Regions from separate parts of the Homo sapiens genome. Here region 2 is linked to region 1. A link is a contact called in ENCODE Hi-C or POLR2A ChIA-PET data. All regions are on one chromosome and are shown on one strand. The core of a region is the stretch at or near the end of the contact, and the rest is flanking DNA. Distances in the headings are between cores, read along the strand shown.

What was found. A loop is a pair of places that touch in the nucleus more often than their neighbours do. ChIA-PET counts read pairs that join two places held with the same protein, here RNA polymerase II (POLR2A). Pooled maps may share reads with other maps.
Region 2: a map of heart left ventricle shows a loop between it and region 1 (2.0-fold over the local background). The contact joins the promoter of LINC01805 here to the enhancer-like site in region 1. A Hi-C loop is called at or near these places in 4 of 168 maps with a recorded cell type or tissue (endothelial cell of umbilical vein, heart left ventricle and psoas muscle) and 11 of 50 pooled maps. POLR2A ChIA-PET finds 5 or more read pairs at or near these places in 5 of 52 experiments (AG04449, OCI-LY7, PC-3 and 2 more).

What each region holds. Positions count from the first base shown.
Region 1 is chr2:64,399,248-64,403,701 of GRCh38, reverse strand. The region is part of intron 1 of LGALSL-DT (LGALSL divergent transcript); the gene reads left to right. Among named protein-coding and RNA genes, the nearest start is that of LGALSL, 53 kb to the left of the region's middle. Within about 2 kb of position 2,786, at least 7 of the 41 ENCODE cell types and tissues checked have a DNase peak (open chromatin) inside an H3K27ac peak, as active enhancers do; they include PC-3, where a contact is called at or near this core.
Region 2 is chr2:64,483,469-64,487,738 of GRCh38, reverse strand. LINC01805 (long intergenic non-protein coding RNA 1805) reads right to left here and starts at 1,386. Exons shown (of 3, transcript NR_147011.1): 1 at 1,309-1,386. RefSeq lists an enhancer at 2,475-3,674.

The DNA.
Region 1 (4,454 bases), core at 1,537-4,036:
GGCGGCTCGGCTTCAGCTCACCCCTGCTGGAGCATTCTTAGTGATCACAAAACCCACACTACTGCCTCGCTGATACCATAATGTGCAACCATGCCTTTTACTTTACAAATTTCAGGCACTGGCCTTTGGAGATAACAAGGTTGTGAAGTGTCCCACTTCGGGAAGGAATGCTAACAATTGAGTTACCGCCTTGTTGCCACTGACCAGAGCATCAGGTGGTCCATTACTCAAGATAACCGTGGCAACCAGATATGCTGACCCTCATCCCCTACCCTCAGGTGCTTTGCCCAGCCCACCCTGTATACCTCATGCCCCATGTTAATTCCTGCGCTTTGCCTAATAAAAAAGCAGGGCTCTTTTGGGGGAGTAAGTCAGGGAATTCTCTCTCTGTCTCTGTCTCTGTCTCTCTCTCTCTCTCTCTCGCTGCCTCTTTTATGTCCAGGCATAAGCTCCAGTGAAGCCTTGTTTGGAAAAACTCTTTGGGCCTTGTGTGAATTTCTATTGCATTGAGAGCCCAAGAATCATGGTTGGTAATGTGAGGGGCCTTATTGAGGGGGGGCAAGTCATTCCACATTTTCCAAATGAGACCGAAGTGGATACACAGACTAACAATAACTGCAGTGACTCATTCTCCTTTCCAGAACCTCAACTCACAGCTGTCCCCAGTGGCTTTGTGGCATTTCACAACAGTTTTGACTTTAGAACCTCTCTCACCTTGGCCCCCACTCCAGAGCCAAAGGAACCCCCACATCTCAGGAAGTAGGTTATGAATCTGGGATACCCTGGAAGCCCAGATGCAAAACCCATATTAGGGAGGAGGAAATGGGGAAAATGAATGTTTTTTAAAGCCACCTTCTACACAAGCCTCCCCAAGAAGGGTGGATCATCTTTGCTGCTATAGGAACTCTTATTCATTGCTGGTGGAGGGTCCAAAGAGATAATGTTAAAGTATTGATTTGAGCTGAAGGAGTGAATTATGCTAATAATTAGATTATTAATCCTTTTACAAATCTAACACTATCCAATTATTTTAACAAAGATGAAGGAGAAACTAATGAGTGTTCCATAATATCAGTATTGGACAACGTAGCTTTAGAGCTTTATGGTCACAGAAAAGGAAAAAAAATTGAATTTGTATACATTTTAAGAGAAATGATAAGGCGATTAATAAATGACTTTGATCATAAATGTATATTATATCAGGATAAAGTTCTTTAGGGAAAGAGGAGTGGAAATACAAACTCAAGGAGAAAAAAGGAATAATGTAAAATTTCTGACTGTTAAAGAAGAGCTTGTTCGTGATTTTTTTTAAAAAAATGGAACATATTAAATTGCTAAAACATTCCAATTCTATTTTGATACATTTAAATAGTGGCTTATAGTTATTCCAAAATGTTTAACTGTTAAAATGTTAAAAGATTTCAAATTTACAGTAAAATGTAACATTTTTCAGCTATTTAAACTCAAAATGAGATTTAAAATACCAACACAAAAATTTTAAGGCATCCCTTCAGAGTAGAGGAGGAAAAAAAAACTGTCAAAGGGGATATATAATGTTCCAACATTATTTTAGGGGACATGCAATGCAAGCAAAATACTTGAAGACTCCTGAGCTGGACAGCATTTGTGTTCTTTTCAACTCTTTGGATTTTGTGGATGGGGTCTAAGAGGTTACTCTGGTGAGTGGGCACTGCAAAGAGCAGGACACCTATCTCCAAATGTAAAGGTTCACTTACAACCAAGTCTCCAAACAAAACAAAGTAGAAACAAGCCAACAAATAAAACCCACCATCTCCTTCTCTTATACACACACACACACACACACACACAGAGCAGACCCCCCAAGCCCCCCAGTAGTTGTTCCAGTATAGGCCGTTCATCAACCTGTGAAAACATGAGCTTCGTTAGCAACAGGGCATGGTCTGATCCCTGGGAAATCTCTGGAGCTGGGAGTGGCCTCAAAGAGGATCATTAAAGATCAAAAACCCCACTTGAAGTTGTTTGTTCTGCTGCAGTGTAAATCCTCTTGGCTGAGCAGCCCTTGACAGAGTCTGCTGCCTAAACAGAAGTCTTAGACGGGTGTTTGGTTTGTTTTCTGTGGAAATCAAGGCAAAGGTCTGAGTTCCACATCTGAGTGCAGACCCAGGACAGTGTACACGGGATGGCAAAGTGACTCAAACTGAAAGAACTCAGTGGAAGCAGAAACTAGGAGCCAGAGGTGAGAACATAAGCCTCCCCACCCCCAAATGGAGAATATGGAGACATCCTGGGGACAGTGGCCTTTCCAGGCACGTAGAGGGTTCATGAGCTTGCATTTTGTCATGCATGAGGAGCCCAGCTTGCTTATATTCAGCTCTGCGTGGATTCCTCGTGCTGTTGTCCTACTCCAGGTGTCAGGAATAGCTCAGCCCTTCCCAGAGGCAGCAAGAGAGCAAGAAGGACAGAGGAGACTGAGCTGGCAGGTCTCTAAATGACCTCAAGTCACCACAGCCACTGGTGCTGAAGGAAATGGGAAAATAGTCTCGTGACCCAGCGAGTGCTTCCCATGCAGGTGAGCGCTGACAGTGGGAGACAGGGGTGTATCATCCTGGCAAGAGAGCAGAGGGGAGAGGAGAGGACTCCTCATGCTGTGGGAGCTGGAATCCTGGCTTGGCTGCCCTGAGTCAGCCTTCAATAGCCAGAGCCAGACCTCCCCTTCCTAGCAGGGCCCTGCCCAGATCAGGTGGCCGGGAGGGGCTGTTGCTCAGCCCTAATCCTGGGATCAACCCCAGGAAGTGGTAGCAGGACCCAGGTGGCCTTGGACCATTTCAAAGACTGGCATCAGATGTTTATCAGCTAGTATTTGTACAAGGCCCAGGCTGAGGATGCATAAGAGACTGTGAAAAATGTCAGGAAAGCGAAAACAGCTTTCTGTAAATAGGGCTCAGACCCTGGGCAAGGTGCTATGTCTCCCCTTGGGGCTTTGGTGAAGGAAAACGCAAACATTAATCCAGAGTGAGAGAAAGAAACAGACACCACCTTGTAGGAAGATGGAGGACTGACTCCAGGAAACTCCAAGAGACGGGATGCAAAGAGAGGCAGGGTCTGTGTTTTACTTTTTCTTTGAATGTTCTGCAGTCTGTCATCTCTGGAGGCCTCAGAACCTGGTGTCACATTACAGGGTGAATGCCAGGGACAAGCTAAAGAGAGGTAAGAACCCACAGCAGTGTTAATGGCCACTGTGGGAGAATTCTGGAGATCTTACACTATAAGGGACAGGGAAACATTCATACATTTAATAAACATTAAATCTCTGATAAAAACCTATAAAACCAATCATTTTCAACTTGTATTTTAATGTAACTCACATGACCTTTACCTACATGACTCACCCCTATGCACATTGCGAGATTTGGCCACAACTGTCAAATTTGTTTGCAATTCCCAGCTCCCAAACCCTAACTTCACCTCTTCCTCTCTAGCTTAGGAGGAAAGAAAGAATGCATGTAAGTAAGAGCATTGTTATTATAGGGTGACCTTGAATTGCTCTAATTCATTAAAACGGTGAATTCTTTGCAAAATTGAGAGATGAAGTGAGGCTGCATCTCTTTTATGTGTCCTGTGAGTTTGGCTCTAGCCTCATCTCCCCTCTGGCAAGAATGGCTTTCTCTCTTTCCCAGGGTCATTTCCCTGTGATGAGCCCAAGAAGTCCAGGTTACCAGGATGCTTATGAGAAAGCCAAGGGTCAGTCCTTGTCTCCTGGGCTACTGGAACCATCTCAGATGCATGCCTGGAGGCTGTGGGGCTCCTCAGCCCCTGCCATGCCCAGGGGGTCCCAGACCGCTGCCAGAGGCAGAGGGACTGGGGCTTGGACAGCCAGGAAAGTCCTTCCACACACTGTAGCTGCAGTTGAAATTCCACAGCCCCATTTGAGCCCCAGAGCTTGTCCTGGTCACTCTCACCTCCTCTACACTCCTGATGCTGGGACTTCCTTTGCTGCTGATCATGGAGTTTGTGGCTAGCTCTGGTCACAGCTAGCAGCCATGGTATATATCCTACTGACAATTGTCCTTTCAGCACAAGACACGGCAATCCCTGCCTTCTTTCAATGCTATGCTCAGCTAAGGAGCTGCCACTCAAATGGAATGGCAGAGCCACTTACCCAGGGCATGATCTGCCTATGAGAGCATGTGGGGACTGATCTCATGCCTACCCCTCACAGACTGAGGACCACAGTCTCCTTCTTCCCCTACCTTCCATACCCCAAGCCCACACCCAGTTCCTAACCCAGAATGGGTGACATGTCTTTCAAGGAGGTAAGCTCCTCTGAGTTACCTTAGAAACAAAGTCCTTGGAAGCCACCTTGCAGACAAAGGGTTGTGACTTAATTTTTGAGAACTGCTGAACTTGAAGCTGGGCCCTCAGCAGAAATGTCTTCTCTGTCTCAAACCATGCCCATTTCTGAAACTACCCCC
Region 2 (4,270 bases), core at 137-2,636, 85 kb before region 1:
CCCTGATCCATTCCTCGAGCTGTGAAGACAGACTGGGAGACAGTACTCAAGGCAGGGCCTGAGGACAGTCACCCTAGTTGTGAGGTCATCTACCCTTGCATACTCAGTGTTCCACTGGCAATAGATTTCTGCCCACCCTTCAAAAATTAAGAAGAAGCAAAACTGGCACTGCTCCAATCCCACCATCCCATCGGTAGGAGAGGCCTTCTGGCTGGGTCCCTAAGGATGTCTCTGGGCTTGTACTGTTCCATTTCCACACTCTCTCAAAGTTCCTCTAGTGAGCCTAGCGGTCACCATCAGGCATGATGAGGATGTAGGACAACTTCAAAGGGTGCAGCTGGCAATCAGCCCACAGGGAGCAAGAGTAGACCTTCATTAGCCACATGTTCTGTCACCTGCACTGGCAACTTGACAGAGAATTGAAATCTTAGCATCATTATATGGCGCCTTTCTCTAAAGCACTTCCTCGAGCTTTCTACTACCCATACTCCAAAACTGGTCCACTTCCTATATTGTCAATCTGCTTGAGTTAGTGTCATCATTCACAAAGTCATGGAAAAAGTCACTTTCTAGTTATTTTTTCACTGTTTTGCTACTGTCCACAGTCACCCAGTCAAGAAATCCTGATCATTCTGCCTCTTAAATAATGTGTCTTCTCTCCTTCATGGTATCTAGTCAGGACTCATCTGGAGGACTACCAACCTCTGTCTTCTCTAGTTCCATCCTCAACGCTGATTCCAGATCATCTAAAATTCATGTCTGATCATGTAGTTGCCCTGCTCAAAAGCCATTGTCAGTTCCCCAGTGCCTGCAGAGCATAAGGCTGCATTGCGTTCAGGAATGGCATAGGGTACAAATAAATAAATGAGTGAATTAATAAAAACACACAGATAGAAAAGAGGAATTGAGAATAAGAGAGTTTTTTTTAAAAAAATTCCAGTCATTTGAGAGATCACCATTGTGATCCTGTAAGCCTTACCATGCCCTCGAGTTGAATTCTAATCAACACAAGGGAATAAAAATTATATTCATACATTTTATTCCACTATTTACTTAGAAAACTTCATGCCACCCCAGCCAGTTATCCGTCTCATTTCCCTTATAGGTTCAAAAGCACTTTGTACTGCTTCCCTAAGATTTGCACTAATGAGAAATGAGGTGCCACATGGTCAGTCTCATGCGGCATACCAGATTGTCCCCAGAGGTTCTTTCTGTAGTTAGCCGGGTGAACACGTTTAACACATTTTCTTTTAGCCAGAAGTGGGGAAATGTTTCCTCTCCGTATACATGACCTTGCCATGTACTCACCTTAGAAAAATATCTTTTTCTGAATGCACACAATGTTTGGCTTCTTATAAAACCGCAGCTCCTGCAATTTCATCCTTAATATCTGCAGCTTGAGGGTGGTAGGTCCTTGCCGTTGCACTTGACAGGAGCTGACAAGTAGACACTTGTGGAGTCCCTGATGCTGTGACTGGCCTGTTTCGGGGATGAGGCAAGGAGGAGCTCGTTTTGTATTTATGCACCCAGGCAACCTTTGTGTTTACTGTCTCTTTGGTCAGCTTCCAAACTAGCAGCACCGCACCCGTTAACACAGGCTCCACGGCCAGTTGCAGATGGGCTGGCCTGCCAGCTGTGAGGAATTGTTACTTTTAGCTTGAGCAATTGGTGGTTTCATGTGAGGAGCAGCTTTACAATCACACATCAGTTTCGCCTGACAAAAATCCTTAATGCTCACTGAGGTGGTGAAACCAAAAGGTGTGGCACGTACTACTGATCATACTGTCTGCTTTGATCTTGAGAGATGGCTGAATATTATTTACTCAATCCATTTAAATTTGTTGAGATCCTGTGTGTTTGTCATTGACCAACGCTTCAGGAACCCAAAGATAAGGTATGGTGAGCCACACAGGTGATAGATTTGTGAGCAGGTGAATGAAATACAGAGCTAGAAATCCTGATCATTCTACCTCTTAAATAATGTGTGCAGAAAGAAAGCCAGCAGGCAGGAACAAAGTGCTCGGGGGAGACAGAGGAGGTGGAGTACAATTGGGGAAGTTTTGTGGATGTTTGGTATTTGAGCTGTGTGTAAAAGGCAAGGAGGAACATTTTAGGAAGAGCCCGTGCCAGATACTGTTCTTGATGCTTGAGCCCGTGCCAGATACTGTTCTTGACTCATTGAATCCTCACAACATCCCTGTGAGAAGTAAACTATTATGACACCCATTTTACAGATGAGGAAGCAGAGGCTTGTGGCAGTTAAGTCACTTCCCTAAGGTTACATAGCTAGTAAGTGAAGAGGCTGGGTCTTGAGATATTTCCAGGTATGTCATAAACGCTCAGTAAATGCTGTGATGAAAATGATAATCATTGAATCCAGGGGCAGCAGCCTCTAAAGCCCATGCCCTCAACTACTGTGTCATCATGACTCCAACAGCATGTCAGAGAAACCTATGTGTGGGCCTTACCTGGGATCACTAGAGGCGTGAGTCCTTTTGCAGGGCACTCTTACAGTCCTGAGTTAAAATCGGGAGTCTTGTCTAAATCATGCAGCAGGCAGAGTTGGTCTTTGGCTCTCACTGGTCCCAGGAGTGACCCTGTCTCCCTCTTCTGCATTCCTTTTCTTTCAGGCTGCTTCTCCTGCTCTTTCCTCGCTTTTAAAAAAATCTATTTCTTAGTAAAAAATCAGACATTTTAAGTCAGAATCTTAGAACTTGAAATATGAAAAAAACATGGAAATCATTTAGTTCAGCTCCTTGATTTTGTAGATGCAAAAACTGTAGCTAAGTTGATCAAGATGCTTTTTCTTGCAAGTGACAGAACCCAATTTAAATTATCTCAAGTGAAAAAGGGAGATACATTAGCTTTGGGGGGTGAAAGCAGCATCCAGGATTCAGGAAAATGTCACTAGTTTATTTGCACTTTCTCTTTAATCTCAAATCTTTTATCTCTGCTTCAGAATATGATGGCCTCAATTGTTCCTGGTGTACTTGAAATTAATTTCTTTCTTTTGTTTTCTTTTTCTTTTTTTTTATGACACAGGGTCTTTCGCTGTCACCCAGGCTGGAGTGCAGTGGTGCGATCTTGGCTCACTGCAACCTCCGCCTCCCGGATTCCAGTGATTCTCCCACCTCAGCCTCCTGAGTAGCTGGAACTGCTGGTCTGCGCCACTACGCCTGGCTAATTTTTGTATTTTTAATAGAGATGAGGTTTCACCATGTTGGCCAGCCTGGTCTTGAATTCCTAATCTCAAGTGATCCACTTACTCCAGCCTCCCAAAGTGCTGGGATTACAGGTGTGAGCCACCTCGCCCGGCCCAATTTCTTTATATGGTTCCTGAAAGATAGGGCCATGGGAAACCCCAAGCTTACATCTGATGTTAGTTATTTCAGATGAAAGAGAAAACGTCTCGCTCCCTGTTGCTATATATCCCAGGGAAAGGCTCTGATTGGCCAAGCTTGGGTCACATGGCTCCATCTTGGACCAATCACTGTGGCTACAAGATGTGCTATGATAATCCACCAGACCTGGATCTCAGGCCATTTCAGTGTGGGAATGGGGTGGGAGTGGCAGGTGTTACAGAGAGCAGCCCCACAAGAATCATATGTGGTTTTACAGAAGAAGGAGGGTTGCTCTTATCAGAAAGGCAATGAGATAGCCTTCTAAGGTGGTCTCCAGTGATCACCACCACCTTCTGTTATCAAGCCTGCATGTAATCTCCCTGTGAGTGTGGGATGGTCCTAGTAAGTCACTTTTAATGAGTAGAATATGAGGAAAGTGGTGGGATATCACTTCTGAGATTATTTTACAAAAGTTTGTGATCTCTCTCTCTCTCCCCTTTGCTCACTCTGAGGAAGCCACCTCCCACATTGTGAGCTGCCTTATGGAAAGGCCCATATGGCAAGGAACTGAGGGTTGCCTCTGGCCAAAGCCAGCAAGAAACTGAGACCCTCAATCCAATAGTCCACAAGGAACTGAATCTTGCCAATAACCACTGAGCGAGCTTGGAAATGGATACTTCCCTATCCGAACATGGAGATGAAGACAGCTCTGGCAAACACTGATTGCAGTCTTGGGAGAGACCCTGAGCTGGGTGACTCCTTACCCATAGAAACTGGGGGGAAAAAAATCTATGTTGCTTTAAGTTGCTAAACTTTAGGGTAATTTGCTATACAGTAGCAGAAAACGAATACAGGGAGAAAGGACATTGGACAGACAGAAAAAGTGAGCAGACATCCACCACAGAACTTACTAGAACACACAAATACCA